Linked DNA regions of Homo sapiens: region 2 is linked to region 1. Evidence: chromatin loops called from intact Hi-C (ENCODE). Cell type or tissue: dorsolateral prefrontal cortex. All regions are shown on one strand. Each heading gives the region's core, and the rest is flanking DNA. Links, peaks and the distances in the headings are about the cores only.

Evidence for each region. A loop is a pair of places that touch in the nucleus more often than their neighbours do. Peaks named below come from ENCODE experiments on the same cell type or tissue, not always from the same donor. Only the 100,000 strongest peaks of a DNase experiment are listed, where the experiment ranks them.
Region 2: a loop joins it to region 1, with 5 times the contacts of the local background. A loop is called at or near these places in 8 of 110 quality-filtered maps.

Annotation. Positions count from the first base shown.
Region 1 is chr11:112,647,711-112,663,383 of GRCh38, forward strand. No RefSeq gene overlaps it. Among named protein-coding and RNA genes, the nearest start is that of LINC02764, 100 kb to the left of the region's middle. In dorsolateral prefrontal cortex, for the core only: CTCF peaks have their summits at 7,842 and 8,042; DNase peaks (open chromatin) are centred at 7,901 and 9,487; H3K27ac peaks cover 4,388 bases.
Region 2 is chr11:112,730,409-112,746,081 of GRCh38, forward strand. LOC105369496 (a long non-coding RNA gene) reads right to left here and starts at 7,133. Exons shown (of 3, transcript XR_948018.3): 1 at 7,034-7,133. RefSeq lists a silencer at 3,905-4,105. In dorsolateral prefrontal cortex, for the core only: no CTCF peak of the experiment used is centred there; DNase peaks (open chromatin) are centred at 5,492 and 5,843; H3K27ac peaks cover 3,347 bases.

The DNA.
Region 1 (15,673 bases), core at 3,085-11,084:
GCAAGCCCTATGCTGAGACAGTGGCAGTGGGGACTCTGGGAAAAGGTCAGGTGCAGAAGATTATGCTGCAGCTTATTCTGTAGCATGTGGAGACCGATTGGGTGGATGGTGTAGCATCATCAAGGCTTCTAGCTTGGGAACTCAGTAGACGGTGTTACCATTAATTGAAACAGAAAATATATATAGAGAAACAGATTTGCAGGAGTATGGAGTAGAAACACAGAGTTCAGTTTTACACCTGTTAGGTTTCTGGTGCTTCTGGGATATTAAAAAAAGAGATGTCCAGAACACCATTGGAAATATGGGTCTGGAGATTGGGAGAGAGGTTGAAACTGAAGGTGAAGTTGAAGTCATGGATGTTCTTATCTTTTATATGATGCAAGTTTGGGGACTTGGGATTTGTCATTGTGCTAAAATAGAGCAGCCCAACTATTGACAAGGCTTTGCTCAGTTTAAAATGCAGAAGGCTTTCATCATTTCAAAAGATCTAACATCTCTTCCTAGAGAACACTCAGAGAGGCCTTGGGGTCTGGCTCAGAAGAGGGGTCAGATGATGATTAGTGAATTGAATCAGGGTTAATGTCCAGTCCCTGGAGATCTGTCCCTGCCCCAGTAGCTGATATATTATTTATTAAAAGTACTCCACTCACTTCCCAAGAAAAGAGAGGGCATATAATAGAAGATATATACACATTAAGGAAGAGTGAGAAAATCCAGTTGTAAAAGGAGAAGATAATTATCAAGGACCTTCAACTAAGGATAAGACATATCACTGAACACAAAATATCACTATGAGTTCACTGATAGCCAGGGAAAGGAGGCACAAAGCAAAGAATACCCATTTACCAGGAAGGACAATCTGTTTCCCTGGCATTTAATTCAAGGAGAAACTCAAAACATAATATGAAGCCCATCTTCAAAAACAATCTTAGAAAATACCAAATATTATTCTTAATATTGTTTCCTTATTTAGACTAAGTCCATGATGTTAAATCCTATTTCTGTGTGGACATTTCTATGGATAGCCAATGCGATATTATTTACCCTTAGTCAGTTCTCTCCTCTGCTTCCCCCACGGAAAGGCCAATCAGAGATGAGGAACTTTAGCTCCAGAGACAGTGTTCCTTAAAGACCAAGAGAAGGGAGAAAAAGCATTCTTAGATTGTGTTGAAGTGAAAGCTGAGAAAAAACTATTTATGAGGCAACAGCCTCTCCCCAGCTCAGGAAGCAAGGTTCATGGCCCCAAGGATTATCTGTGGCTTGAGGCTTCTTGCATTTCTGTAGGAAAAAGGGGAAAATTGTGAGAGGATTAATTGCTTGATATAGAGCCAAGGAAAGGGCATTCCCAGCAAGACTTTGTCGTCCGAAGTCCCTGTGGGTCAGAGATTCTGACTAGCATGGGAAGCCAGAGCTCAGCAACACAGGTGTGTGCCGGCCACTCCTGGATTTTCATCCAGTTTCTAGGTCCTTACCAGAGGTAGTGGAGGCCTGGCTATGGAGAACAAGGAGAAATAGGCTTTATCTCCTGAACCAACTCTGATTGGTGGTTGCTGCCTCAAACACTGTGCTGAGAGGGTTTCTGAGGCCCCACCTAGGCCCAATAGAAAAGGGTATCATTACAGAATAACAATGTCTGCCATAGACATGGAATCAAAGTAATTAACATACTGTAATTTATTCCTATAATTAATATTAATATAATTAATCAGCACTCACATATTAATGAACACAAATACCATTATTCAATATAATTAATATTATTTGCCATCTCTGATGTTGAGGTGTTAATAACAATTGCATGTGGACTTTCTAGCTAGTACTGAATCGAGCACCCAGGACAGTTAATATTGCCAGAAAGGAGCAGCAGAAAAGTGAGAGCTGTGACTAACCCTGGAATCCCTCCCCTCCACCTTCACTTTTGAGCCAGAGGGAAGAGATTGGGTGGCCTGAGGCTGTGCTATTAATTTGCCTGCTGGCTGTAACCCTACTATGTGACCCTAAAGGGCTTATCTGTTACTCCAATATATATGTTTCTGGGTAAGACTTAAGATACAGGTTAAATCTTAGAGAACACTGGCAGGGTTTTACAAACACCAGCATTCTCAGTGGCCTCAGCAAGGCAAACAAATGAAACCTAACCAGGATGTGGCAATGACACCTGATGAGGTGTAGGCAACCTGAAAAGTGAGAATCTGGCCTAAAAGCCATCCAAAGCTACATTTTTGAAAAACAGGCTGCGTGTGTGTATGTCTCTCTCTCTCTCTGTGTGTGTCTGTGCGTGTGTGTGTGTGTGTGTGTGATGGGGATGGAGACGCTGCACACACATCTGTAGCTGAAGTCAGCCAATTGGCAACCAAGTTGCTACATCTGATTGGAGGAATGAGTGGCTAGAGAATGTGTTGGCTCCATGTTTTGCTAACAAGATTGAGGTTCCTGGTGAGTGCAGCAAGCTCACATACTTGCTGGGGTCGATGAAGAGGAGCTCCATACGTTTTGGCTTCCAAAGAAAGAGGAAGCAATGATGACGGCAGCCATAGGCATGAAGTGGGATGCACTGTCATCTCCCTGGTGGAGGTTAGCCGTGCAAGGTGGCAAAAGGCTCCAGAATGTTCAAAACCAGAGCTAAGATTTTTTCAAAGAAACTATTTTGTATTTGTTCATAAGTTTAACCAGATTTCTGGTGAAAATCTTAAGTGTTCTAGCCATCTAGTGCAAGGGTGAGATGACATTGACTTGAAAGATTTAGAGTTCCTGCTTTTACTTTAATATTCCTGCTGAATATACCTAATTTTGGCCAGGACCTGGTCTTCTAGGGCCCACAAGGATGAGCTGGCTATAAAAGGACTCTGCAGATAATGAAACTAATTGTCCTGCTGAATGGAGATATTCAAATCTTATCCATCTGGATGCCGAATAGCCTCTGCCGAGTATGACTATTTGAATTTAGCACAATTGATATTGAGCTGTTCTTTCTGAGAGTAATTGGCCACCTGGTTCATGGCCATCCTGCTAATGTCAGTAATACTGTGTCATCAGTGTATTAAAAGCTACTTGTCTTCCAGTCTGGCAGCCAGCATTCATAGTATCTAAGAGCTGAATTATACTTAGTAGGTGTTGATTGCAAAACAAGAAAGCCGGGACCAAGCCCTCCTTTGGGTCATCTAAGGTTAAATTTGCTCAGTTACAGCCTCCTTCCTACCTAGTCACTTAACTTAGCACTGTGGCCTTTGGAGAAATGACACCTGTCTCATTTTTTTATGTGAACCAGGAAAGCAGAGTGTCGGCTGTGAGGGAAAATACCCATTAAATGTATAGAATCCGCCAGATGGAATCATGAAGCCAAATGTGTTTCTGAACTTGGCATTATTTTAAAGGGTGAAGTTCAGAATGGTATCAGATAAAAGTTTATTTAATTCTCAATTAGGAATTGTTTTTATGCAGTGTCGGTGGCATTAGGACTTCTATGAGCTGTGCTATTGATTGAAATGATGCCCTCATTGGGTGTTGATTGAGTGATCTTTTGATTCCCTCCCTATTAACATGCTAATCATTAGGGGTACAGCTCCTCTCAAAGGCACCTGTTATTCCAAGGATGGATGTCTCTGACCTTGTACATTTCTCCCAAGATGCTGGGGGTGAAGGGGTTCTTCAAAGTCCTCATTAGCATAATGTAGCTCAACTCCCAAGGGTGATAAATTAAAAGAACAGGAACACAATTAGGAAGATTTTTTAAAGGTTACAAATGGTGGATGCATTCTGAGAATGTCTGGATCTACATGTCAAGGGCATCTAAGTTAGTCCTGAGAACAGCTGGAGCCCAAAGGCCAGCTCCTCTCTGTGCACCAAATTTACATAAGCTTTGAAGATATTTTTAGCTTTCTGCACTCCTCTTAATATGCTCCTGCTTCTCTGTCTCACAAAGAGGGAATGCTGCAAGCTTAGGATTCTGATCTTTTGGTCTTCAGAAGTTCTGATGTTGTTTTCTTTTTCAGATCTTCTAGGGATAAGCAAAAGCAGAAACTGATGAAGCAGCCATAAGCCTGTTGTACATAAAGCCCCTATACATGGGTGCCAGGGGAGGGTGGGTCAACTCCTTTCTGGGGCTGTCTGCTCACATGTGGTTGCTCATTTTAAAATGAGATTAGCTGAGAAGATATACATTCAAGACGCTGGCATAGTGCTCTGCATATAGGACCTTAACAAATGTATTGTTTTTTTTTCTCTCTCCTTTTACCCCTCCCATGTTAAAATGGTCTCTGAATCAAGGTTATGGTGAAGACCACAGGAATTTTGGGAAGACAAACATCCACTAACATTCATTATTCATTTATTTTATTCAACAAGCAATTATTGAGCAGCACAGCATGCCGGGCATTGAGTTAGGTGAAATCCAAAATGATTTAAAAAAAAAAAAAAAAAAGACCTAGTCACTGTCAATAGTCTAGAAGTCTAAACTCTGTGTGTGGGGGGTGCATCTGTGTCTGCTGGGAGGTACAGGGGCCTTGTGCAGGCTGCTACCTCATTATGGTGTGAACCCAGAAAATCTGAGCCAGGTCTCAGTTAATTTAGAAAGTTTATTTTGCCAAGGTTGAGGATGCACCTGTGACACAGCCTCAGGAAGTCCTGACAACATGTGCCCAAGGTGGTCAGGGCACAGTTTGGTTTTATACATTTTAGGGGGACATGAGACATCAATCAATATATGTAATAATTACATTGGTTCTGTCTGGAAAGGCAGGACTACTTGAAGCAAGACTGGAAGACTCAAGCCGGGGAGGGAGCTTCCCAGTCACAGATAGGTGAGACGGTTGCATGCATTCTTTTGAGTTTCTGATGAGCCTTTCCAAAGGAGGCAATCGGATATCCATCTGTCTCAGTGCCCAGAGAGATAACTTTGACTAGAATGGGAGGCAGGTTTGCCCTAAGCAGTTTCCAGCTTGAGTTTTCCTTAGTGATTTTGGGGGCCCAAGATATTTTCCTTTCACAATGGTAACGAGTAAGCTCATGGCACTCATTCATATCTCCTGTCCAAGTAGATCAAAGGAGAGCCAGAGACTTCTGGGGTGAGAGAGTACTGCTCTGCCATAGGAGCCTTGGGTTTGGCCCTGGTCCTGTCTCTGAGTAGTTGTGTGATCTTGGGCAAGTCACTGTGCCCCATGGGCCTTCAGGCCAGCAGCAGAATGCAGCAGGTTGGCAGCCTGAAGCAAGTAGGGGAGGCCATCTCCTGCATCAACATGTTCACATTGTTCATTTTGTGGTTGCAATCAAATGGGATGATAGGAAGAATTCTGCTCCAGGCTCTGAGTTACAAACATTGGATGAGATGATCTCGCTTCTTACAGCTCCAGCATTCAAGAATTGAAGGACACAAACCACCCGCCACTCGGCCCTATGTTCTTCCCAGTAGAGTTAATCTTCCATGGCAATAATTACATGAGTAAAATAACATGACAACATTAACCTTTGAAAAAAGACAGATTTTATTTCTATGTCAGTGAGTCATAGACCTTTTGAGAAAGCATTTGGTGAAGCATCAAGTTACAAAGGAAGAATGAACCACTGCTAGAACCAGCCTGGACCTAATGCCAGAAGCTCCAGGGCAGGCAGTAACCTGGTTTTCTCATTAGAGTTGGGTCATGGACACTCATCTCTGCTGATCTCTCCTCCAAAGTCCATTTGTTCATTGGATGTACTGTGTACAAACACTGCACTGGACATATGTCCTTTGATAAGGAAGAATTTGGGGGTACTGGCTGCCAGGAGAGGTTCCATTTCCTAACTACATCAAACTGTCTTCAAGGCTGTCCCCAGGTCCTCTCCTCTCCTGTCCTGAATTTGGGGAGTTAAGACTTCCAGGGTCCTTTGGACAGGACTCTGACCCAGGAGACAGGCCTCATGGCAGATACTGCTGTCCTGACTTCTAACAATAGAGTGAACAGCAGGGTCGGGTCCTGGAGATGGAGACTTGCTCAGGGTGACATGGCCCCCAAAGCCCTATTCAGACCTTTCTGGCTCAGGAAACAGTCCAGACATGACAACCCTTGAGGGGGCCCAGCAGAGATATCCAGTGGGGGCTAAATCTATTTGTAGTCAGTTTTCCCAACTGCGCATTTTCATGAAGCCTGCCAGCAAGGAGTGCCTTTTAAAAATCACCTGCATATTGTGCACATGTACCCTAAAACTTAAAGTATAATAATAATAATTTAAAAAAACACCAAGAAAAAAAAATCTGTGTAAGGAAGCCTTAGTAGGTATCTCCTCTCTCACCCCAGAGTAAGGACCGAAATCAATTCTCAGGAGGGGCCATGACATCTTCCACTTCACATCCCACATTCTATACCTTTCTCCAGGCCCAAATTGACAAGAGATAGGAAGGAAGTGAAGGGGCCACTGAAGCAAGGTGGATGATCAGGTGGCAGATACCAATGCTCACCTCCTGGGCTCCTGCAGTGCTGCCATGGTCCCTGATCCAAGAGAGGGCAACACTCCACAGACAAGATATATAGGGGCACACACACAGATACATGCACACACCAACAGACATGCAGACATACATCAACACACTCAAGACACACCCAAACACACAGTCTTTGTAGTGGACACTAGGATGCACTACCCACATATGCCATTAGTAATGAGGGACTTACTTTCCCTGCTGCTGGTAGTGCCAGAAGTCAGTCCTCAGCTGAGGGAAAGGAGACTGCCTTGCCCAGGTCACATCTCTTCCAGGGAAGCTGGCATTCAGTGGCTGGTTATGGAGGTAATGAGGGCCTGGTCTCCTTGCCCAGCTCGGGACATCAAGGTCATCCTAGCTCCAGAGTTCCCATGGAGTTGGCTGAGGCCTTCCTTGGGACTACATGTTAGCTCAAGTTCTCCCTCTGTACATTCTACTTTTGTCCTTTCTCTTCCACAGGCATTGGCCCCAAAGGCACCCCCTAAAAAGGTGCTAAACTCAGTCTCAAGGTCGCTTCTCAAAGGATCAAGAGTGCAATGCAGATACACACCCATAAACAAAGACACACACAGACATACTCACACACATACACAGATACACACACACATTCCTCAAGGAAACCAAAGAGTGAGAGGTAAGAAGAGAGTTTGCCCTGTGATTACAGCTGCGTGACACAATCACTTTTATGATATGAATTTATCAGGCTTTTTCTTTCAAATGTTCACTTTTTTAAATCCAAAGTGAACATTTCATTATTATAATGAGAGAGAGAAAAAATAAAGGTATTTGGAAAACTATTAATAAAACCAGCTCTTCACAAATAACTCTCTATGCACAGGCCCTAATCCTCTAAGAACTTGTGGTTTTGCTTCAGACCTTCTACTGTCTTTGGGAAAATCTCTAGTGTCCCAGTTTATCACCACCAAAGATATGCTGCATTCTTTCCTGACCCCCCACAAATTAGACCTTGAGTTTCAAAGATCTGGTCTACTAGCTGCACTTGTTTTAAAATTGTTATTCATCAAAAACACGAGGAACAGCTGATCAAAGTTCAGAAGCGCTCCATAGAAGTAACATTCCGACCTCAAGTGGATTTTATTCCAGCCCCAAACAGATAGGGTTTCTGAAAATAAGAAGGGCTTAGGAAACCTTATTCCTGCCGTTGAGGACCTCTGGAAATCATAGATTCTATATTTTCATACCCCTGCTTCTGGGCAAGGCTTCACCCATCACACAGATGTGGATGGTCTCCTCAAGGGACCAGCAAAGTTTTGCTCTTCCTTGATGGGAAATCCTTCCTGTGTGCAGCTGGAATTTCCACCATGAAACTTCAGTCTGTTTTATTGTTTTTGTGTTTTTGCTTTGACCTCACTAGGGGTCAGCAGTCTGCTAGCACTTCATCATTGTGTCATGGACTAAGTGAGAGCACCAGGGCCTTGGAGCTCCACCAACTTGGCTCTGAGTCCTGCCGTGCTACTAACTAAGTAGACTGAATCCGACTGGGCCTCTGCCTCCTCTTCCTTAAGATGGGATAACAATTATAACAGTCCCAGCTGTTGGAGGGATCAGGGTGATTAAATGAGAAGGCATTCCATAAACTTTGTCCCTTAAGCCTTCATTTCTTGGCCTTGAGTTGCAAATTCCTTCATCCTTTTATTTTTCTCCAGTCCTTCTTCATTCTTCTTTACTGGCTTTTGATTTTGTTTCCCCAGGGCCTGACACTGCAGCAGGCACGTGGTGAGTGCACAATAATTAGGTGTTGAATGACTGAATGGACAGATAGCACCAGGAGGGGTGCTGTAGAGGAGAGGCCTGTACTGAAAGGGAGGTCACCGCGAAGGTTCAATGGTACAGAGAATTGATGAACACTTTTTCTAGAATAGGAGAAAGACATCTCCTTTGTTGCTTTCCCCTCACCAACTTGCCTCTGCTTCCATCCCTTGCTCCTTGCTACTCCTTCATTCTCCAAGTTTCTGGCCCTCAATCTGCACGTACTGTGAGTCCCAGGTCTTTTCCTCTCCCACAGATCTCGCAACTCCATTCCAGTCTTTCTGTTGCTGCCTTCCGGGCTCAGCTCCTCCCTTGCAGACCCTGGGGAATCTGGGCGCCCAGACTGCCCTCTCCCATCTATCCTCCTTGGTGCAGCAGAGCCTTCCCTCTAAAGAGCAGCGCTGTTCATCCCTCTCCTTCCCAAGCCCTCTCCTCCCCTCACATGGCACACAGAGCCCTTTAAGACTTCCTGGCTTCCACTGCCCACCACCCCACCTGCACCTCGTGTGTCCTGTTCTCCATACACATCGTGAGCTTCCACATCTCTACCCTTTTCATTTGTGTTTCCTGTGCCCCAAAGGCCCTCTCACAACCTCCTTGCCCACCTAGTTACTCCTGCTCTCCTTGAAGATTCTGACCAGCACGGTCTCACCCAAGCCCAGAGTCTGACTTAGGGGCTCCACTTCTGTGCTTCCCCAACACCCGCTGCCTCCTTCTGTCATGCCACTTGGCACTACAGCATTGTGCCTATTGGTTCTCTTATTCAGATTCTCTGCAGGGACAGTGTCTCATTTCTTAGTGTGTCCTAGCACCTAGCACAACCTCTGGTATTTAGTAGAATCTCAATAAATATGGAGCAAATGAATGACTAAATGAATGAATGATTATATGAATCCTTCTCTGCCATTGCCCTTTTTGAGGCGCCTTGGTGTGGGACAGATCCTCACCAGTCAGACAGGCCCCACTGTGTGAGGGCAGCTAGTGAGTGTGGGAAAACCACTTTGCTATACTGAATTTCTTTTCAGCTATGAGAAACCAAGAATACACCAGAGGATCTCACTTCCCTTGACTCTCTTCTTGCTGCAAAGGGTGGCTCCAGGCTTCATATCTACCACTGGTCTCTTTTCTTGGGCTGGGGTTGTAGGGTGCAGGTGATAAGCCACTGGAATTCCCACATCCTTCTCTGTTTCCCTCCTGCCTACCTCCCCTCTCCTCTCTCTCTCTCTCTCTGGACCAGTTGCCGAGTACTCAGCGTCCAGCTTGCATAACACGAATTCTGTCATCTGAGTCACTCCAATTTCTGCCTGATGACTGAAGATCATTTCAAACATTCTCTGAGCTCAATTTGCAGTGCCCAGCAGGGAGTGTATCACTGAGTCACGATGTAACATATCCCTTTCCTGAGCTTTCTGTGGAAGGCCAATTAAGCTTTTGCTCCAGAAGCCACAGAACTCCTGAGATGCACAGGAAGGACAGGCTCTGCCAGGACCGGCAGATGTCCACACCCAGGGGGGCCCACAAGACCCAGAAGAACCCTCTGCAGGCCCTGGAGGGGTCAGTAGAACCTCCAGAACTCATCTAGCCCATTGCCCTGACCTTCCTCAGCATCACAGTCATAGTTTTGGTTGCCTTCACATTCTATTAATTGAATTTTTACTTGTATCTAACCTAGATCTTTCATGCTGCAGTTGCTTTTATCTCCATATTTTCTTGTAAAAGTCACTTAGGGCAAGGCCTATCCTAGACAAAATTGTGTGCTAGGACTTTAGATGCATGATTCCCCCACTTCCCTTCTTTCTGGATGCTTTACCCTCCCCCTGTCCCTGTTCTCCATAACAAGTGCCCTTATGTTACCCAGGGACCATTTCTTTTTGGAAGAATTAATCCACTCCCATGTATTACTGATGTCATACCCATCAATCACCCCCAGGACCTATTTTCTCTGTAGAAGGGAGTACAGGGGTAATGAATTTGTGCACCTTAAAAGCTTATATTCCTAATGGTGAAAATTTAGACACTAGAGTGCCCAGGATAATTTGGAACAAAGTAGACCAGGAACACCAAGTCAAGGTCTTAGAATACTGGGGCTGGGAGAGAAGGTTGATATTATCTAGTCCCATGTCTTCTTTACACAAATGAGGAAGCTGAGGCTCAAAGAGGTCTTCACCTGGTCACTGGCAGCATCAGCATTAAAACCTAGTCTTCTGTTTCCTACTCTAGCGGTCTTTCCATTGTAAACATAGTTAACCTTTCTTGAGCACATACTATATGCAAAGTATGGTTTTAATCTTTTTACAAGTATGTATTCATTTTTTTAAATCTTCACAACCCTGTGAGGTAGGTGTTATTATCCCCATTTTACAGAAGATGTAACTGAGGCCCAGACAGATTATGTCAGTCTCTCAAGGACACAAACTGGGAGGTGGCAGAGCCTCTGCTCATACCCACAACATTCTGCTCATGCAGCCTCATCAACCGGATTTCACGAAGTTCCTTGAAGCCTTGTTGCAACGGCAATTTTCTACCATGTTCCTTTTTTTTTTTTTTTTTCTGTCAGGCATCTGTGCCTTCTCACTACTAAACATGCATCTCACATTCCCCACCCTGGCCTTAAAGGCCACCAACACCTCATTGAAAACCCTTGTTCCTCACAGGAGGTGCTGCTGATCCCTGACAGACCCGCCTGTTTGTACCCCTCTCCTGTGGTTGGTTGTCACCAGGGCTGTTATTAAAGCCAGAAATAGGATGCAGAGCTCTAGTCCTCCTCCAGACTTCTCACCCGGGAAGTTCCCACATGGCTGTGATATCATGGCATCCCCTCCCCCTCCCATGATGTCATTCCCACAGCCCAGCTCCCTCCCCTCCCCTCCCCAGATTTCCACCTGCACCCAAGCAGGAGTCACAGATCATCTCACATGACTAGGAACAGTTAAGAATGAGACCTGTGAGAAGTAGAATCTTTCTTTGGTTGGGGCCAGAAACTATTCCCTCCCATCTGCCTCTGCCCCTCCCAAGAGGATAATTCATCCTGGCTACCACATGTTAGCCCCTCATCTGCCTGGGAGTGAGGTGGGGGACTTCACATACAACTCCTTCTTCCTCTTCCCTCACCTCCTCTTCTTCACAGGACCAGAGCCAAGATCCTTCCACTCTGAAAACTCCTACACCCATGTGGCATCTCAAATCAGCTGTGTGTTTGTCTGGAGTATGTGTCTTTGTGTGTGTGTGTGTGTGTGTGTGTGTGTGTGTGTGTGTGTGTGTATGTGTATGTGTGGCTGAGCTGTAGACCTGTGGAGGACATGAAATCAGTCCATCGTTGGGAAGTTGGTTGAAAATAAACTAGGTTCCCGGGCATAGGATGGATGCTGGCACCAGCTTTAAATGGGCCTGTTGCCTTTTTCCTCACATCCAGAGCAGTGAGGCTCTGGGTGTAGTCCTGGCATCAAGATTGGGGAAGGGATGGCCACGGGCCAAGGGCTGTGTTCTATGCAAAGCATGCATATTGACTAGATTACATCTTGCAGACATGGGATGCAGAGAGCCAGATAGGACTTCTTGTTGTTCCCCAACTTTTCTTTGTTAGCATGCAGGCTCACAGCACTTTTCAAGTGTGATTCTGTGCTAGACACTGTGCTAGGAGCTAAGCATACACATAAGGGAAGAAGGGTTACAAAATTTAATCCATTACAACTCAGATATGAGAGAAAATGAGCTCTATTATCGAAAATGAATTTGGGATTCTTTCCCAGAAAAATAGGTGAAGGGTGGGGGAAAAGTAACTAAACGTCCAAACTGGTTTAGAGCTTGATCTCATCCAATAATGCCACAGCCCTTTTTGGAAATGCCAGTCTCCAAAACAAAGCTGCTCAGTCTCCCACATTATCCCTCTGTCCTCCTAGTCCTCTTACTCAGGTGGAAGAAAGAAGGAGGGGGCTTTATGTAACATCATGGTAGAGGGAGAAGTTTCAGAGTTCTCCAGCCCCTTTGGTCTACAGAGCCACACCCTTGTCCTCATGTCTGGTCTTTGTTCTGTTGGCATTTTAAGCCAAATCTGTGCCTTGTATACTTTGTGATCTAGTCTCTTTCTTTGGATTTGGTTAGAGCCCATGTCTCCCACCTTTCCAGGTGGACTCAGCCTCACTTTGGCCCTGCTGATGTTATGGGCCTCATAAAGTTGAGCCATGACTCTCATCAGGCCCAGCCTGCATGGTGGTATCCACGGCCTTGCCCCAGGTCTATGGTGGCCTGCTGTTCAAGACTCCACAGAAGGGCCCCTGGCTACTTCTAATTCTTGCCTTTGCCATGAAGCAGCCAAGGATAGTTGGGTCAGCAAAGCCCTACTTTAGGAGTTCCTTCTGCCTGTTTATGCTACAGACTCCTCCAGCCTGCCAGGTTGCTTCTAAGTCTGTCTTGTCCAATGTCAGTAAATTCTTAACGGGATGGTGTATTAGTCATGTTTTTATCAGCAGAATCGATTTTAGTGCTTGGCACATAGTAAGAGCTTTGTAAATGTTTGTTGGATAAATGAATGAGTGAAATGTGTTTGGCTGGGGCTCCACATTACGAAGGCCACATAGCATCCTTTGGATAAAATTAGCATCTCAGAGAGAGATGACAGAAGTTTCCAGAACAATTGGAAGACAAGTTGTCTATGAGAGTAGCTAGTTTTGTTGAAAAATCACCAGGGGTCAGGCACTGTGCCAAGGGCATTACAAACACATTTTCCTACTTGAAGTCTGCAACAACCCTTTGAGGTAAGGGGTGGGTGTACTATGATTATCGTCATGTTACAGATGAGGATACAGGCCCAGAAATGCTCAGTAACTTGCCCAAGCACACACAGCTGGAAGTTGGCAGAGTTTGGACTAGAAATCCATAGCTAAAGCATTGTGTGCCCTCCTTTCAGCCTGGAAACATCATAGGAGTTTCCAGTAGATGGGTCTCCTAGGACTCAAAGAACTATTAGAACTGTAAGAAATCCCAAACGGAATGAAATTCTGACCTAATGGAGCCTAAGAATCAGCAGGAGCCCAAGTCCCAGTTTAAAAAGTAAAGAAAAGACAAGTATAAATACAAGGAAGAAATTCTGTAAAATCAATGCTTTAAACAAGGTCAAATAATTAATGTCTTCCAGCAGCTTCCATCCTCTGAGAAGGGCCTGACCTGCATGCCACCATGTCCCTTCAAGTGCAGGCAGACAGGGAACTCAGGATAATGGCTCCTTGAGCATGGCTAATGTATGATGGAAATGCATCTTTCTCCTCTGGGGCTGGCAATGTAATTTCATACTAAATTTACTGTGGTTTATGTAATTCTTTTCATTCACAGCAGAAGGAGTTTCTTTGCTGCTTCCCTTTTCAGAAACTTGGAGACCATATATCTTTGCAAAGTGGATTTTTAAAAATAAAGAAGAAAAGATTAAATCAGAGAAGCTCCCAAGTTTTCTGCCTTCTGCCTGGACCAGCTTCCTGTGCTTCTTCCTTTCCAAAATTGATGTGGTAAATGTTATTGCAGTAGCACTGGCTCAGAAAAGCCCAGGCCTTCCAAGAATGTAACCTTCATGGAGAAATTCTGCGACTCTTTCTCCTCTTGGGAGGCTAGAGAGGTAAGACGTAGAAGGAGAGAGAGAAAAAGAGACACGGAGAAATTTGCCTTGTTAGTGGCTTTCAGGAGAACAAGGCCAGAAGACACAGAGTCCCGGACCTTATCCACGTGAGTCCCTCTTCTTTTTCCACTGTCTGTCACCTGAGCCTTTTCTTATTGCTTCAAAGGCCTTTGCTTGTCAGTCTCCAAAGTGCCCAAGCCCCTTTGTGTCCTAGAAGAATGTACCTCCTTCTATCCCTCAAAGAAGGCAGGCCTGAGCCAGGAGATTGGGCAGAGGAGGGGCAGGTCAGACTCATGGGTGGGTGTCAGAGTCCTGATGACTGGAATTCTGAGGAGTTTGGACATCTCAGTGATCCTTTAAAAAAATCCCTAAAACTTAAAGTATAAAAAAAAAAAAAAAAAAAAATCCTTACTGCCTCAGTCCCCGAACAGGAAATTCTGATCTTGAATTGATCTTAGAATAAAATCCTCCCCCAAACCCCAAGAAGCCCTATAGAATCTTCTTTCTGTCTTTTTTCTGACCTCATCTCATGCTATTCCATCTCATGCCATTGCCTTACACACCTGGCCCTGTGATTTTCTTTCTGCCTCTTTAACACACTAAGACCTTTCCTACCTTTAAGGTAGCTACTCTCTTTCCTTGGAATGCTCAGCTCTGCACTCCTTTGGCTGGCTGCATCTTGAGCTTTGGGTAGACTCCTAATTGCCTTCTTGTCAGAGAGATTTCCCCAAATATCTGCTCTTAAAACAGGTCCCTATCTCTCTCACTCTGTAGTCCCTTGCTTTTAAAATTTCTTTCATGGCACTTTGCACAACATATATGATCTTTATATATAACATGCCTGCTGTCTGATTCCCCCACTGGAATATACATTCCCCAAGACAGAGATCATGTCTTGCTTGTCCCTGCTAAAGCTGCAGTGCCTAGCACAGAGGTCATATTCAATTGACATTTACCAAATGAACAGCTGAATTCCAACTCCCTATTACTTCCATGGCTGCCTTCCCTATAGACTGTGAGCTGCCTGAAGGCAGGGACTGTCTTTCTTCTCTACGTCCTCCATACATAGCACAGATCCTGGAGTAGAAAAGACCCTCTGCACATGTTTGTGAATAAAGGAAAATCTGCATCAGACTTTCTGCTCAAAATGTCTGCAGATGAGTCTCTCTGATCAGTAAGAGATCAGGAAAGCAGAGCAGGCCAGCCAGACAGTAGGCCATGTGTGAGTGTCCAATTATCAGATGACTTCATCTCCAGATGAGTTGAAAAGAAAGTGATCATCGGAAGCAGTCACAGCCCATTGAATCTTTCTTTGGCATTTGTATCACAGTTATGCATCTGCTCTTGGTCCTTCTACCATGCCTGCTCCTGAAAGCTGAGGTTTGGTGTTGGGTTTTTGTGAGGGTGTTTTTCCCTGCTCATTGCTGGAAGGGATCTTGACAAGTTTCTAGTATCTGGTCCAACTTTTCAGTGAGCAGAAAAATCTCTGCTCAGTCTCAAAATTCTTCTAGTGGCAAGGAATGCACCACCTTGAGAGTCAGAACCCCCAGGACTGTGTGGCCATGGGGTTTAGCAATGCCTTGCTCAGGGAGATCCCAAAATTGCCTTGTTGTGACTTTACCCTTTGGTCGCAGCTCCCCGACCAGGGATTACCTTCTATGGGATGGCCCAGTAGATATGGGAGCTGAATACTGAGCCTTTCTTTCACTCCAGCCAATTAGTCTACTCCAGAGACACTTGTCCATTCCTGGGTTTCTCCCCACTCTAACTGACATGCTCTTGCCCAAACTCAATTAGTAGGAAGTGGGTACCCAGTCTCTTCAATTCCCTCTGTGGCATTAGAG
Region 2 (15,673 bases), core at 2,563-10,562, 82 kb after region 1:
TTCCACAAAACTGGTCCCTGGTGCCAGAAAGGTTGGGGACCACTGTTCTAGAGTGTACTTACACAAACCTAGATGACACATAGCCTACTACACACCTAGGCTGTATGGTATAGCCTATTGCTCCTAGGCTACAAACCTGTACAGCATGTTACTGTACTGAATACTGTAAGCAACTGTAATACAATGGTAAATATTTCTGCATCTAAACATAGAAAATGTACATAAAAATATGGTAATATAATTTTGGCCAGGCACGGTGGCTCATACCCATAATCCCAGCACGTTGGGAGGCCAAGGTGGGCAGAACCCTTGTGCCTAGGAGTTCAAGACCAGCCTGGTCAGCATGGCAAAATGCCGTCTCTGCAAAAAACACAAAAATTAGCCGGGCATGGTGACACACACCTGTAGTCCCAGCTGAGGCGGGAGGATCACCACCTGAACCTTGGAGGTTGAGACTCCAGTGAGCTGTAGTTGCACCACTGCACCCCAGCCTGGGTGACAAAGTGAAACCTTGTCTCAAATCATCATCATCATCATCATCATCATCATCATCCTCTTATGGAACCACTGTTAAGGATGAGGTTCATAATTGACTGAAACATCACTGTACAGCACATGACTGTACTTTAAATCATCTCTGGATTACTTATGATAGCTAATACAATTTAAATAGTATGTAAATAATTGTAATACTCTGTTTTTAAATTTTCCTATTATTCGTTATTTTGGTATTGTTATTTTTTATTAGTTTAAAAATATTTTTGATCTGTGATCGGCTGAATCTGCAGATGTGGAACCTGCAGATACGGAGAGTGACTGTATTAGCATTGACCTGTTTTCCACTCTATCTGAGTTGAAAATGTCTTCCAGACACCGCTCCCAGGCTGCCTTTCACATGCCCCTGGGAAGCCTGGAGAGGCTCTTCGGTGGACAAGGTTGAGATGGAGATGCTGTGTTCACAGCTATCGACAGAAAGGGAAATGAGAGGAGAGTGGTTTCTGTGCCTCCACTGGGCCCAGACTGGAGTCTGAAGTGAGCAGAAAGCCCTGATTCCACTTCAGCTGTCGAGGCAGTGTTGCAAAATGGTTAGAGCCCAGACCCTGGGGCCAGATTGCCTGGGTTGGAATCCTGTGGCTACCACTGACTTTATATGTACTCCTGGGCAAGTTGCTTAATCTCTCTGTGCCTGAATTTCCTCATCGTAAATTAAGAATAATGATAAGTCAGTGTCATTTAACAATCTAATAAGTTAATATACAAAGCATACTTAGTAGCAGGTACATAGTAAGCCCTTTGTGAATGACAGGCATTCTTATCTACAGCCCGGAACAAAGCCAGAGGCAAAGCTGCTGCTCTTGTTGGTGCTGTGTATAGAGAATAAAGGCAGTATTTATACTATACCCATGTCCCCTTCTGTCCCACATTCAATGTACTTGGGACACAGACTAAACAGACTTGAACTACCCTTTCCAGAATCACAGGGGCCTCTTCCCAGGTGCACTTCCAGGTTCATCACTGGTCTGCATGCCCCAAGGCCTGAAGGCTGGCCAAAGAGTGGCTATTGAGGGGATGGGACAAGTGTAGATGAAGCTTGAACTTATGGCCAGAGAATCTGCCCCTCTGTGCATGTGGCCATCAGTGGTATAGGATGGCGCCCAGGTGTAAAGAGAAGGAAGCTGGGCAGGAAGCCTCTGTACCTTTGCATCAGGCTTTGTGAATTTTAGGCAAGAGATTGCATAAAGATATAGGGTCTGGCATCCATCTCTAGTTACCCATCCTCTCTCAGCATGTTTAGCAGATCATAGTCTTGATGCCAAGGCAGGACAATGGCACATGCATGGGCCTCCCTAGTTAACTAGAACGGATGGGCAAGGGCTGGGCTTGCACACCTGCTGGCTTGTGTGAACTCATTGTTATTCTGATGGCGAGGACCCTGAACTGGGCTCAGGAACAGGAGCTTCAGCCATTCAAGGCCAGCCCTTCCAGACTGTAGGGCCGAGCTCAGCTGCCCCAGCTTTGCTAGACAGACAACCTAGGGATGTGCCAACGACCCTAGGCTCTGAGATTCAAGCTGCCAAATCCCCAGCGGCAGCCTATTTGCTTAGATTTTTGGATTGCAAGAAGCAGAAACCCAAACAGCGTTCCTCAAGTAATGCAGGATTTTTGGTAAGGATGCACATAGGAATAAGAAAATGAGAAGGCCAGCCACAAAGCCCAGCTTCCAGGGCACTCTGGAGAAGCTGAACAAACAAGCTCTGGGAGGAATTGGCTCTAGGGTGAACCAGGATTGGGGAGGCTGAGAGCAGAACACATGGCAGTGGCATTAGGGCATTAGTGGCATTAGGGGCACAGTCCTGATGGGTCTGGGCTCCTCTCCTTGTGTTTTCCTCTCTCCATGTCTGCCCACTTCTCTTCTTTGCTCTCTGCTCTGACTTCTCTCTATCTCATGGTTTCTTCTTGCTCAGAACTTTGGCCCACCCATGGCCCCTCATGCTCCCCTCCCCAGCCTCTCTTTACTTCATGACTTTTAGTTCCTCTGTTCACTGCTGATATGCTTTGGCTGTGTCCCAAATCTCATCTTGAATTGTGGCTCTCACCACTCCGATGCATCATGAGAGGGACCTCGTGGGAGATAATTGAAACATGGGGGTTGTTTCCCCATACTCTTCTTGTGGTAGTGAATAAGTCTCATGAGATCTGGTGATTTTATAAGGAAAAATCCTTTTTGCTTGGCTTTCATTCTCTCTTGCCTGCCACCATGTAAGACATGCCTTTTGCCTTCTGCTATGATTGTGAGCCCTCCCCAGCCATGTGGAACTGTGAGTCAATTAAACCTCTTTTTCTTTATAAATTACCCAGTCTCAGTTAAGTCTTTATCAGCAGTGTGAAAATGGACTAATATAACTGCTAACTGCCCTATTCTTCCCATATTCTTCTAAGTCATTAACCCTGGGGGAAAATTATCATGCCAGGCCAACTCCTTGCCCACTTGCCAGACTATAGATTAGATTCTTGGGTCAGATGCCTATCACTCAGCTGTAGTCAGTTGAGGGGAACTTACATGATCTAGAGCATGGCTGCTGTGGGCTGTGGGGAGGACAGGTTTTCTGTGACATGGACAACCACTGTTATAAACAATCTGTCTGGAACAGTGAGGACGGGAGCCTGGGTAAGAGCCCTTCCCAGGGTTCACTCACTTGCTTCCCTGTTCTGCTCTTTCTCCTGCAGACCCTCTCTAGACTCACTGCAAGGGAAAGGAAGCAGGAGGATCAATGTGGAGGCAGCCGAACAGAACTGCAGATCTACACAAGGTCTGAATCTCTAAACCTGCCTCCTTTCTCCTCTTTTTCTTTCCACTTGCCTCTGACTAGAAGGGACTGCGTTTACTTAACTGCTTTTTTTAAACAACAAAATCAACAGTGCTCCAGCAAATATTTGATGAGTAGCTTCTATACTGAAGTCTCACTACTCAGCAACGAAATTTCATCTGAAGCCAGTAGAAAACCAGAGATGTGAAATATTTATCACAAATTATGTTTTACTATTTACCCTCATATACATCATCTTGATTTTATTAACACCATAGTAAAGTCACTAGGAAAGCTATTACCATCATACTAATTTTGTGGATAAAGAAACTGAAGTTCAGAGAAGCCCAGTTGACTGGTTAGGGTCACATAGAGAGCAGGAAGGAGCTCAGTACTACAGCTTGGGTGGCAGCACCTCCCTCATGGAACTGTAGCATGCTTTGTCCTATGGGATAAAAGTCACATTATGGCTAGGACATTTCCCTGTGTTGCTTGTATTGTCCCACATGTTGTTTTTGTTGACATTCTTTTTTTTGATCCCAGATCCCTAAGAGGTATCATCTCTTCTTTGATAGGTACCATGCCTGAGGTGCTTTCACTCAGTGCTAACCACCCAGTCTGGGCCATCTACTCAGGGAGTTATCTTCCTTCTCGTCCACATGCTTCTCGGGCCTGCTCTTCCCTGTCCATGGTCCTGGACTCAGGGTCTGCCACTTTGCCTCTCTGGGGAATGGCCACGGTTTCCTCTCCTTAGAAGGCACTCCTCATCCTGAGGTCTCTGCTTGCAAGGAGCCCCATTTCTAAACTCCAAGGCTACTAAGCTTGCTTGGCCTCCAACTTCCAAGCAGCAGTGGTGCAGGATTCTACTTGAATTTTACACCAGGGACTTAGGTAGGAGCCCCCTCCCTACAGGTGGTCAGCTGAATCATGGGATTTTTTTCATCTTCTGAACTAGAAGGAGAAACTTGTGGGTTCAGAACAAGACAAAAATATGAGCCAAGTTCTACGAGAGAAGATAGGAAAGGTGAAGTCTACAGGAAACTTTAATTGCTTTATAGGAACAGGAAGAGAATGTAAAGGAGGAAGCTGGCGCTCAGCCTTCCTTGGAGTGAGGAAGGTGGGTGGAGAAGTTCTCTCTTAATCAGAGCCTGGTGGGAAGCCAGGAAAACTGTGGCTTTAGCTGATTGCTGCTTTAATGGTGACTGGGACAGGGAGAACTGTGCAGCAAAAGTGTGTGAGCTGTGCATGTGTGTGCATGTGTGTTTACAAGCAAGCAATTGCTGGTGCCTTTGCCTTTCCTGACCAACGGTTGACAGTCCAGGCCTCCAGGTGATAATCAGATTTTCCTTCTACTCCTCAGGCATCTCCATGGCATTTGTGAGGGTAGGTAAGATAGAGGTGATGTCTCTCTTACGTAACTGTTCAAGGTGGATGTTCCCAGTTGGCAGGATGATCTGCTTCATACAGTCATCCAGGGTCACAGGTTCCTTCCATCGTGTTTCTGTGGCATCTTCTAAAGCAGCAGTTCCCAAACTTGGCTACACATTGACTCCAATAGCAGCCAAGTTTAAGAACCACTGTCATGGGGCTTTGCCCTCATCTACATGGTGGAAGTGGAATCACAGGTGCACAGGCCTGGAAATTGCACAAATGGCTTTCATTGACATTCCACTAGTGAAAAATTTGGTCATGGTGTATAAGCCCTTAATTATAATGCTATGTGGTAAGTGCTAAGATCCTTACTTGAGCCCAAAGGAGAGGCATCTAAGTCAGCTCTGGGAAGTCAGAGAAGCCTTCTTTGAGGCCATGGTCCTTGGTAGCTCTGGATGACTCTGGGTTGCTTGGTTTGTTTACCTGTTTAATTTCTAGGCTTGGTTTCTTCATTGACAAAACGGAACTAATAACTGAAACTGCCTCAGAGAGTTGTGAGGGGTATGCAAGGTAAGTCTCACAAAGCACTTAGCACAATGCCTATCTGTGGTTAGCACTGAATACATGTAAGCTGTTCATTACTCTTATTTTCTGGGCTACGTGAGAACTCTGGATGTTGCAAGGCTTTATGGGGCTGAGGCACAGCCAAGTCTAGGACTGGATTTTAGTTTCTTCCTTTTGGTTAGTAAATAGGATGAGGCAGCCTGGTATAGCTGCCTGGCAAAAGCTGCCGCTGCTGCTGGTCATTGTGGTGGTAGTGTTGGTGCTGTGTGTGTGTGCATGTGTGTTTGTGTGTGTGTGTGTGTTGGGCTGCAGGCAGGAATATGGATAGCAGAACTCTGCCTTTTAGGAAGGAAGGGAACACAGTGATGCCTCCTTTGCCCAGAATCTGACAGTACAGATTGTCTGGTTGAGCTTGCCTGAGGCCTCCTTGCCTGCTTGGCTCTGAGGGTAGCATGAACCCTCAAGGCAGGCAGGAGCAGGAGGGCATCTTGAGCTTGGGCTGCCCTGATGTCTGCAGTAGGCGTAGCTGGAGTCGGCTGACATCTGTCAGCTCTGGCTTCATTTTCAATAGGACTCAGTGCTGAACTTCCACTAAATCCTTGTTCTCTCTCTCTCTCTCTCTCTCTCTCTCACACACACACACACACACACACACACACACACACACACACACACTTGATGTCCCAGACAAATGTGCTTCTGTGTTTTCTGTACTATGACTGTGCTGTTCTCTGGAACGTGTCTCTCTCCCTGCAGAGCAGCTGGGTCCAGCAGTTCCCTTCCATTCCCAGCACTTTCTCAGTTTTAGGATTTCTCTCCCTTTCTCTACTCTCTTCATCTATCAAGATCACACATGAAGAGGAAGGCTTGGGTAAATCGGGGCAGAGTCCAGGGATCCATATGCATTCACTGTGCTTTAAGGGTCGAAATAGTAACTTCTAGGACCCTCTAGCACCTGAGACATGGGCACATAGGAGACCCATCCTGCTGAGTAGCTAAAAATGTCTATTGGAGGCTCTACAGGTATCAATTCCAGGAGAAGCAAATAAAGAATGGGGTGTGCCTCAGGTCATATCTAAGCCACTTTACTGTTCCCCAGGTCCAGACAGACCTGGCTTAGTTTTTACTTTATTTTATTTTATTTTATTTTTGTCCAGAAAGATTTTTAGAGGCAGTGAGAGGGTCTAGCTTTCCCAGACTCTGCTATTGCCTCTGACAGATAAGAAGATGGCTTCTCTCCTCTCTCTCCTCTTCCTCCTCCCCAATCAAAGTGCCTCCATAACTGCAATTGTCATCACACTGGTAACAGCTATGGATGCATTAGTGGCTCTTCTCTCAGTCAAAACACCTTATTCCCAGCTCTCTCCCTCTCCCAAACACCTGCCTGTCAACCCATTTCAGATGGTTGTCTTCAAAGACTCACAAACCCAAAGAAAAAATTGGGGGGGGGGTGGGGTGAGGAGAGAGATACTTTATCTATGTCTGTCACAGCACTCTCCAAACTAAAGAAAGAAATATAAATCATGTTTCCTCTCCATTTGTGGTCACAGCAGCCAGCTCTGCAAGGAGGGAAAGCAAAGGAGAGGGGAAGAAAGTGCCAGGCTAGATCAGGCCAGGGGCCACCTGTGCACCAGCTGTGGGCTCCTCATTTATTTATTTATCATCAGAAATCCTGCCCAGATTTCCCTGCCAAGGGATCACATCTCCCTTGCAAAATGACCCTTGTTAGGCATTTTTGTTCTGTGGGGAAGGAGATGTGTATAAAGGGGTAAGCAAGAAAGACACAGTACCTGCCCTTGTAGAGCTCAGAGTCTGATGTGGGAGGCCAGGACCTAACAGTGAAATGTGGCTGTTCCACGGTGTGATGGCATCAGGCGGGGGAGCTACCTACACCAGGGAAAGCATCAGAGGAGTTTCCCCAAAGGAAGTGGCAATCAAGGTGAGGTTCAAGGCTGAAGCCAGGAGGAGGCCGCCAGGCAGAAGTGCACATTTGAAAGACTACAAATGCATCAGAGCATGGTTGGTGGGCAGCTTGGAGGTGGTAGAACAATGCGGGATTGTTGGAGCAACCTAGGCAACAGACAATGGACAAGGGGAATACCAATGGAACTTAAGAGACTGCGGGGAGGGAGCCAGCCCTTGGGCAGCGGAATTAGTAGGACTTGGTGGGTGATTGGATGCAAGGGGCAAGAGAGGGATGCCCAGATTAATGGCTCAGACAACTTTGTAGATGAAAGTGTCATTTTTGAGTCACAGGATACAGTGTAGGGGCAGAATTGCACATGGGGATAGTTGGAGGTCACAGGTGATGCCTTCAGCTTGGGCCACTGAGTTGCCTGTGCCAACCTAGTGCAGTTGGTCAGTGGACGATTAGATGAATGAAACCCAAGACCACCTGGTTGTTTCAGGAGGCAAACCTGGAGTCAGTTCATGTGTATCAGGGAGTTGGTAATGCTTACCTAGATCTCTCCTTGACCCTGCTGTCCCTCACCTCCCATGTCAGGGCCAGGTATCTCTCCTAGTGTCCTACAGATTCTTCCTCCCTTTCTACAGAACCACATCTCAGGTGGCTGGAAGGCTGGAAGTTTGGGTTTAGTGGTCTGTTTCCTTACTAGATTGTAAACTCCATAAAGGTAAAGACTATGTCTGTCTTGTTCGCTGTTGTATCCTCAGCACCTGTTACACGATAAAGTTTTTACTAATGATTTCTTAGTGAACAAATGTGTGAATGAATGAATGAATGATACCTTGTCAATGGGGTGTGCCTCTCAGAGGGTCAGAAATTATGCCAAAGCTACCATGACTCCGGCTCTCACCTGCACTACACCAAGAGTGTCCTGATCAGTGCCTGCGCCTCCACTCTTGCTCATAGTCAACCTGTTTTCCTTACAGGCATCAGAGATCTTGTAAAATATGAATGGGATCATGTGACTCCCCTACTCAAAACCCTCCAAGGCTTTTCACAAGCCTAAGGAAAAAGGCAGAAGGACTTAACAAAGCCTATCAAGATCTGCAGGCCTCAGCCCCTCACCCCTCCATCCTCTGGAAATGTCACTCCTCCTGCTCTCAGGTTGCTCCCACGACACTGATGTCTTTCCCATCTCTGAGCACTTGTGTGCAAATGTGTGCAATTATGTGTGAATTTACATACGAGTGTGTGTGTGTGTGTGTGTGTGTGTGTGTGTGTGTGTGTGGGTGCGCACATGTGCCTGGAAATCATCTTCCATCTTTTTGCCAGGTTCAGCTTTCAGTCTTGGCTGGCCCCCCATTCTAAAGTAAACACCAGCACCCGCTCTCTTTCCTCTCTCCTAGTGCTCTTCACTTTTCCTGCACAAGCCATCAGACAGATGAACATAGCATGTGTCTGCTTATTTGTTTAAAGCCTGTCCTCTCCTGAATTGTGAGCTCCACGTCTACCTGATGTCTATTACAGTATCCAGCACACACTCAGTGTTCACAAAGTATTTGAAGAATGAATGAATGAACATGTCAGTTCAGGTGTAGGGAGGGAAAAAGGCCATGTCAGTCCAGTTGTGTTAGGAGACAGAGGCCCTACCAGTTCGGGTATATTAAGGAGACAAAGACTTTTCAGTCATGCAGTCATCCCTTAATGCACTTAAACATTTATCAAGCGGCTACTATGTGCTAGGGGCTGTGCTAGACTATGGTGACTTAACCATAGACAAGACAGACAAGGTTGCTGACTCTTTGAAGTTTGCATTCTAATATCAAGAGAGGGGATACAGACAATACACAAACAGACAAATCAAATTGTTAACTGCTTGGGTTAACACACAGGAAGAAAATAACCAGGATGCTGTGTGGAAGGATATCAGTGCACAAGTGTCAGGGAGTTGGAGGTCTTGCTGGTTGAGATGTTTTGGGGCCTATGCAAAAAGCACAGACACCTTGGGGACAACTGAGTCCCTCTCTTGCTCTTGGCTGACAGGCCTCTCCTGTAGGGCAGACTGTGGGCAGAAGGTGGAGCAGCCATGGGTTGCAGAGCCTGTGGGCTTCTTCTTTCCCTGAATTGACTATGAGGAGCGGAGGATGAGGCTGGGGGTAAATTGTAAGAGAAGGTGGCAAGCTCACACCTCAGTTCCTTTACTGTTTCCTTCATTTTCACTCTGCTCTTGACATTTTAAGAATAAACACTTTTAGTTTCCCATAAAGGCGAAATGCTTTTCAAATCAGAGGCAGGCATTCTGTGAAGCTTGAGGAAAGGACCAGAAGTGACAGATGAATGGGTCTGCTAAGCATCGTGCCCCTGCCCTTGTCCCCACTTTCCTGCACACTTGGCGCTCCCCTGCCCCCACTCCCAGGACAGCTGCCCTGCAGAGGCTTCTGTGCCACCTCCTTCAGTGTAGAGGAGCAGGCAGGAGACATGCCCAGGGCGGCAGGATGGCGTGAGAAGAGAGCCGCACACTGGGCTGCAAGAACAGGCAGCCATCTCGAAGGCCAATGCTGCCTGCTCTGGAGATGGAGGGAGGCCGCACAGCATGGGGGAATCGCTGGGTCAGATCTCAAAGTGCTTACCTTTTCTGGGCCTCAGTTTCCTTCTTGGCAAACAGGGCTGATGACACAAATAGCAAATGTTTGCTGATTCCTTCTAGATGCTGGGGCCACTCTAAGGACTTTGCATGAGTGATCACAGTTTGTCCTCACAGCATCCCTGGGAGATGGGGACCAGGCCTCCCCATATGGCTGGTGAGGGGATCCAGCGTCACACAGTTTGAAGCATGTGCCCCGGGTCCCTTGGTTGGTAGGTGGAGGAGCAGTTTGACCCCAGAGCCTACACTCTTAACAAGGAACACCTCCCTTAGTTGGTGTTTGTGAAGGAGAATGGAAGTGAGATATTGCAAGGAAAAAGTCTGCTCAACAAAGGTCACCACCTTGTATCACCTCTAGTCAAAAGCATTTCCCCCTTTGCCCTCCAGTGCTGCTCACATTTTCTTCATTACAGGCACTTTCCTTGAGTTTGGCCATTGCTGGTTTTAGAACAGGAACCCTCAAGAATTTTGGCTCATGAACTCCTGTAAGAAATTAGAAAAACCCCTTCGTATTTTAAGTTGATGCATAAATTTTGTCATTAGGAGTTTAAATAATTTTATAAGGTGTTTTTCCCAGGTTATTATAAATGTTACCACTTCATAATAAAATTTCTACAGCACTGTTTTAGACGTGTCGGAAGGAAATTCAAAACCATAGCACTTTGATACCTACCATCATCTATATAAAAGCAACAGCAACAAAAAACAAGCTCTTCTTTAACAGTTGGGGATTTTACTATTCTTTTTTCCTCCTTGAATTCCATTTGACTTTCCTACAGAATTTTAGTATACTACTATATATTCCTTTTTTTTTTTTTTTTTTTTTTTGGTGAGACAGAGTCTCACTCTGTTGCCCAAGCTGGAGTGCAGTGGCATGATATCAGCTCAGTGCAATCTCTGCCTCCTGGGTTCAAATGATTCTCTTGCCTCAGCCTCCCTAGTAGCTGGGACTACAGGTGCGTACCACCACCATGCCTGGCTAATTTTTCTACTTTTAGTAGAGATGTGGTTTCACCATGTTGGCCAGGCTGGTCTTGAACTCCTAACATCAAGTGACCCACCCGCCTTGGCCTCCCAAAGTACTGGGATTACAGGTGTGAGCCACTGTGCCCAGCCCCACTACTATATATTCTTATGCTTTAAAGTCTTTCATTGATTATCCTATCATATATTAATATATAAGAAAACTAATTTTAAAAAACAATGTCTGTGACCATAGGCTCTAAATGGTAAAGTAGTTTTCTACTTGAAATACTGTTATACTAATTAGTATTACATAATTGATCAAAACAACATAATATATAAAAATTTTGGTGAATATATTGACTGTAAAGTAAAATATTCTGGAAAATGTCTCTTAATGAGAGACATGAGGCTTCTTTTTATAATTAATTTGTGTGTCCATGGATGAATATTAATTATTGCTACCACATTCATAACAAAAGCTGAGAAGCCATATTGAATCGCTAGTAAATGGGAGTCTTATCATAGAATACTTATTGTTGTTAAGTGCATTATTTACAATAGAATCCACAAGATATTTTCATTAAATTAATCTAAATCTCATAAGCTTATGGTAGGAATGAATACATGAGCAGAGATGTGGCCCAAGGTAGGGAGGAGTTTGCGCCCAAGTGAAAAATGAACATGGATACATCTCACATCTGTGTTCCTAGGACTTGGGGGTGTAATGTTGAACATCTGGAAGTAAGTGTGTGACTTTTCACCTTTTCTTCCTTGAAATCTTGCAAAATACGTAACTGAGACAGGGGGAGACAGGGGGAGCCATGGGTGAATAAGCGTCACCCACCAAGTTCTTGCTCGTTATTGCAAAGGGTGAAAATGAAGAGTGTGTGCTTCATAGGAGACTGATGCTTCCCAGCTAGCTTTTTACACATCTCCAACCTTCCAATTCTAACTTACATGGAACCTTGTCATGAATTCGCTACCTGGATGAAATATGCTTCCTTCAGCATTTCTTCCTGGTGCTCTTGATGCTCTCTGCTTGCACACAGGAGTTGAGAAAGGGAAAGGTGGGGTTTTAAATTAAAGCTCATTATTCCCCTCAACCCATGAACTTAGAATATGCCAACATGCCATTTCTTATCATTAACAGAAATGTGGTGAGACAAGGAAAGTTGGGAACATGTGCAGATTTACAGTGACTTGAAATTAAGGTGGCTTCATGGACACTGACTAGGGCAGGTACTTGGAGTGGTTCTGCAATCTGCATTTCATGCTCCTATTTGGAGAGCATGGAAAGCTAACTATATGTTCGGTGCTCCCTTGCATGTAGCATTGGGGTTACAATTAATCTCTGCTACTTGACACACCTGTGAGAGATTTAGGAAGGGTAAGTGAGACAGAAACGTCCTTCCCGAGCCCTCTACTGGCTTCCCCTGGTCAGGAAGGTTGGAATTTTCCTGCAACACGTTCCAGTGTTTATCCTCCAGCTTTCTGTGTGACAAGGAACAGTCACAACATTGGCAACTTTTTGATGTCACTCTCTAATTCCTGGACCATGGTTTTAGGTCTAATCTCCAGTTTCCTGGTGTGCAGGGGCTGGTCAGCAGTGATGAGCATGGCTCCAAGGGTGGATCAGAGGAGCACCCTGTGGATGATGAGACCTCTACTGCTCTAGAAATCATTCCCAGGGCCGCAGCTAGAACCTGCACTTGCAGCCTTTCTAGTAATTTTGTGAGTACCTAGTTCCTTGCAAAAAATCATTTTGTGCTTAAAATACCTTGAAAGGTTTCTCTTCCCTGCACTAAATCCTGCCTGGTATATTGATATTTTGCATCATCTCTTTTCTTGATGTTCACAAGGTTTTTTTATCTTTGTGCAAATTATGTGTGATAGAAAGATTTGGAACAGGTGAGGGGAATGCTTTTCTTTTTTAAAATGGGAGTAAGATGATTATGAAAGGGGTAGTGGGAAGTTAGGAACAGCTCAATGGAAACCTGCTGCATGGCAGGTCAGTTCTAGGAAAAAGTGTGTCAGATGTGGAAATTGATTCCCTTCAATGGGCAGCCATGCCCTCTATCTCTTTGGAAAGTCTTCATGTATCTCTAGATGTACCCTAGCTTGGAGACTTGATGTTCTTTTAAAAAAATTGCAGAAACTCTTACAGGAAAACCAAGACACTCAGCTGTCAGTCAATAACCCTTCAGTGTGTATTGGTGGATTACTGCAGTTTCAGAGGAACAAATGGCTTTGATTTTGATTTGGGGGGTTGGAGGGGAGCAAGGAATAAGGGTAGAGTTTGATGTATGCAGAGGGAGGCTAGGTAAGCCCTAGAGCAACTAGTGGGAGGAAGGGAGCTTTTATTAGAACTATATTTGACTAATCAGTGTACCACAATATTTAATGTCCATCTGGTGCCTGGGACATACTAGTGCTCAGTCGGTATTTGTTCATTGAATGCATGAATGTTTCCAAAGATTGGAGGAGGCATTAAATAATGAGAGGCCAACACTGCCCATTTCAAAACCACCTTTAGAAGACACTTAGTGAGTGACAGCCCACAGTAGTGGAAATAAAGGCTTTGGGGCCCTAAGGTCTAGCCCCAGCCTAGCTTACAAGCAGTGCAGCACTGAGGAGTTACTTAACCTCACAAAAGTTCTTTCCTTTCAATACAGAAAAAAGAGAATGCTAAGGTATTTGAATTATGGAATTGATGTGAAGAGTAAATGAAACAATGTAGGTGGAAGAAATACTTAGTACATTTGGAGGCACAATATATATACAGTGATATAATTTTGTTCAAAAATGTGAATCTTAGTGTGTGCATTTTATTTTTAAAATGTATATGTTATTCAAAGATAGTAGAATATGTTGATGTGTAACTGTTCAAATAGATTTTATTTTTATAGGAAGAGCAACATTGAGGTAGAACAAGCACAGGTGGGCTAAAGCAAGAGCAAGGAGGATTGAGGTTAGACAGCAAACAAATTCTTGGCAGGGATATTATAAAGCCTGGGGCAGGTGGCAGAGAGGCCTGCTGGCTTTACTCCTAGGGGCCAGGGGTCCTGTCATGGTGCCAGGAATTGAACTGCTCAGCGGACTCCTTAGTGTTCATCTACCCTCAGGCTTCTTGCATGAGAGGTTTGGCTATTTCTCTGCTAGGGGCTGGAGCCAGTTTCCTGGTTCTGAATTTTCTCTTCCATTGTGTCTGTCATTCTAACACGTTGCACCCACTTGCTCCATGACAATCAGTATAAACTATTTAATGTTTGATGCAGGGCGGACACCCAAGCTCTTGGCTCTCTGGAGCCACTTATAAATGCTTGATGGTTTTCCAAATTTATGTCATTTTTGGGTTGCTTTCTCTGTTTCGTCCAGATAAGCCACCTAGGCTCTGTCTGGCCAGTGTTTGGACAGTGGAGGCAGGGTGGCTGCTCCTAAATTCTGCACATCCCTTGGCCCACCCAGTGAAAGAGAGACAGACGGACAGATGGAGAGGCAGGCATACGGGTACATAGGTGTCTGTCATTTCTACTTATCTGCATCCTTAAAGAGCAACTGAGAGCAATGTTAAAATTAGATTCTACTAAAGGCAGTTGGAGTTGAGGAAATTAGTTGAATGCTTCCTCGGTAATTGTCGGTGAGGATGTGAAGGGTGTGCTGTACCTGAGAAAAGCTGATAATAAACAACATGGCAAGCCAGAAATAAACACCCAGCCCTGTGTTTTCTTCTTTCTCTCAGAGGCTCCTTTGCAAGCCTGTGTTTGTCTTTTTTCCTGCTTCATTTCATTTTTTCCTGAGGACAGTAGCAAAGATGACCACTGATATCCACTAACCCATGACAGAAGGGAGTCCTTGGCTAGGAACAGATTCTATTATATTTACTGAGTGTCCAAGTCTCTGAGCTCAGCTTGAGGAGCCAGATGTGGGTCCTGACCCTTTAGGTACAAAGTAGGCATGGTAGATATGCACATAAATAACTGTAATTCAAGATAGAAAGTGATCCAAGAGGCAAAACCAAAATGCAATGGGAGTGCAGAGGAGAAAGCCATCAGAGAAACCTCCCTCTGGAGGTGTCCTCCTAACTGGGCCTGGAACAGTGGGGAGGGTTTGGACATAATAGTTTTGAATATAACACAGTGTGAACTAATCAGTGCTTCAGTTTAGATGGTTTCTAGAAGCATAAAATGGAAATAAGGCTAGAATGAAAGAGGAAACTGAGGCATGGGGGCCTTGAATGCTGGGCTAAGTCATGATAAGGAATTTACTGATGGGCAGCGGGGAGCTCTTGAAGGCTTCTAAATATGAGTGACAAGTTTAGAACTGGGCTTCAGGAAGGATTGTATGGTGGCAGGGTTCTGGGACGGCTGGAAGCAGAAGAGATAAGAGGCAGGGAGAATAGAGGTGATAAACTTGAAATGGGCAGTGGCACGGGCCTGGGGACAGGGCATCCCATCTAAGGGCTGGGCAGAGAGTCTTGGCAGCTACCAGGATGTTAGGCGACCTACAGCAGCCAGAGGATCCTGACAGCCCACGGAATAACATGACCACCACTTGGCCGATTCTCCAAGCACTGCATGATGCTGTGTTCTGTTTCAGGGATGTGGTCATCTCAACATGCACCACTCAAAATGCAGATCCCCACATGCATTATGTCACCTCCAGGTGCTTCACTGACTGTATCTCCAACCTTTTGCCCTGCCCCAGCCTCTATCACCAATATAGGTACTTTATAATTCCATCTCTAAACGAGATGACAGTTGAGTAGAAATACTTGACAGCCCCAGAGGATGAGGCTTTCAATTCTGGTTCTGGAGTTCTCTGGGGAAAGGCTTGCAGAATCTATGCAACAGTGTGGCAGCAGAGGGGGGATTAGAAAGCCAGGCTTGCCCCCATGAAGGCAGAACCTGAGGGCGG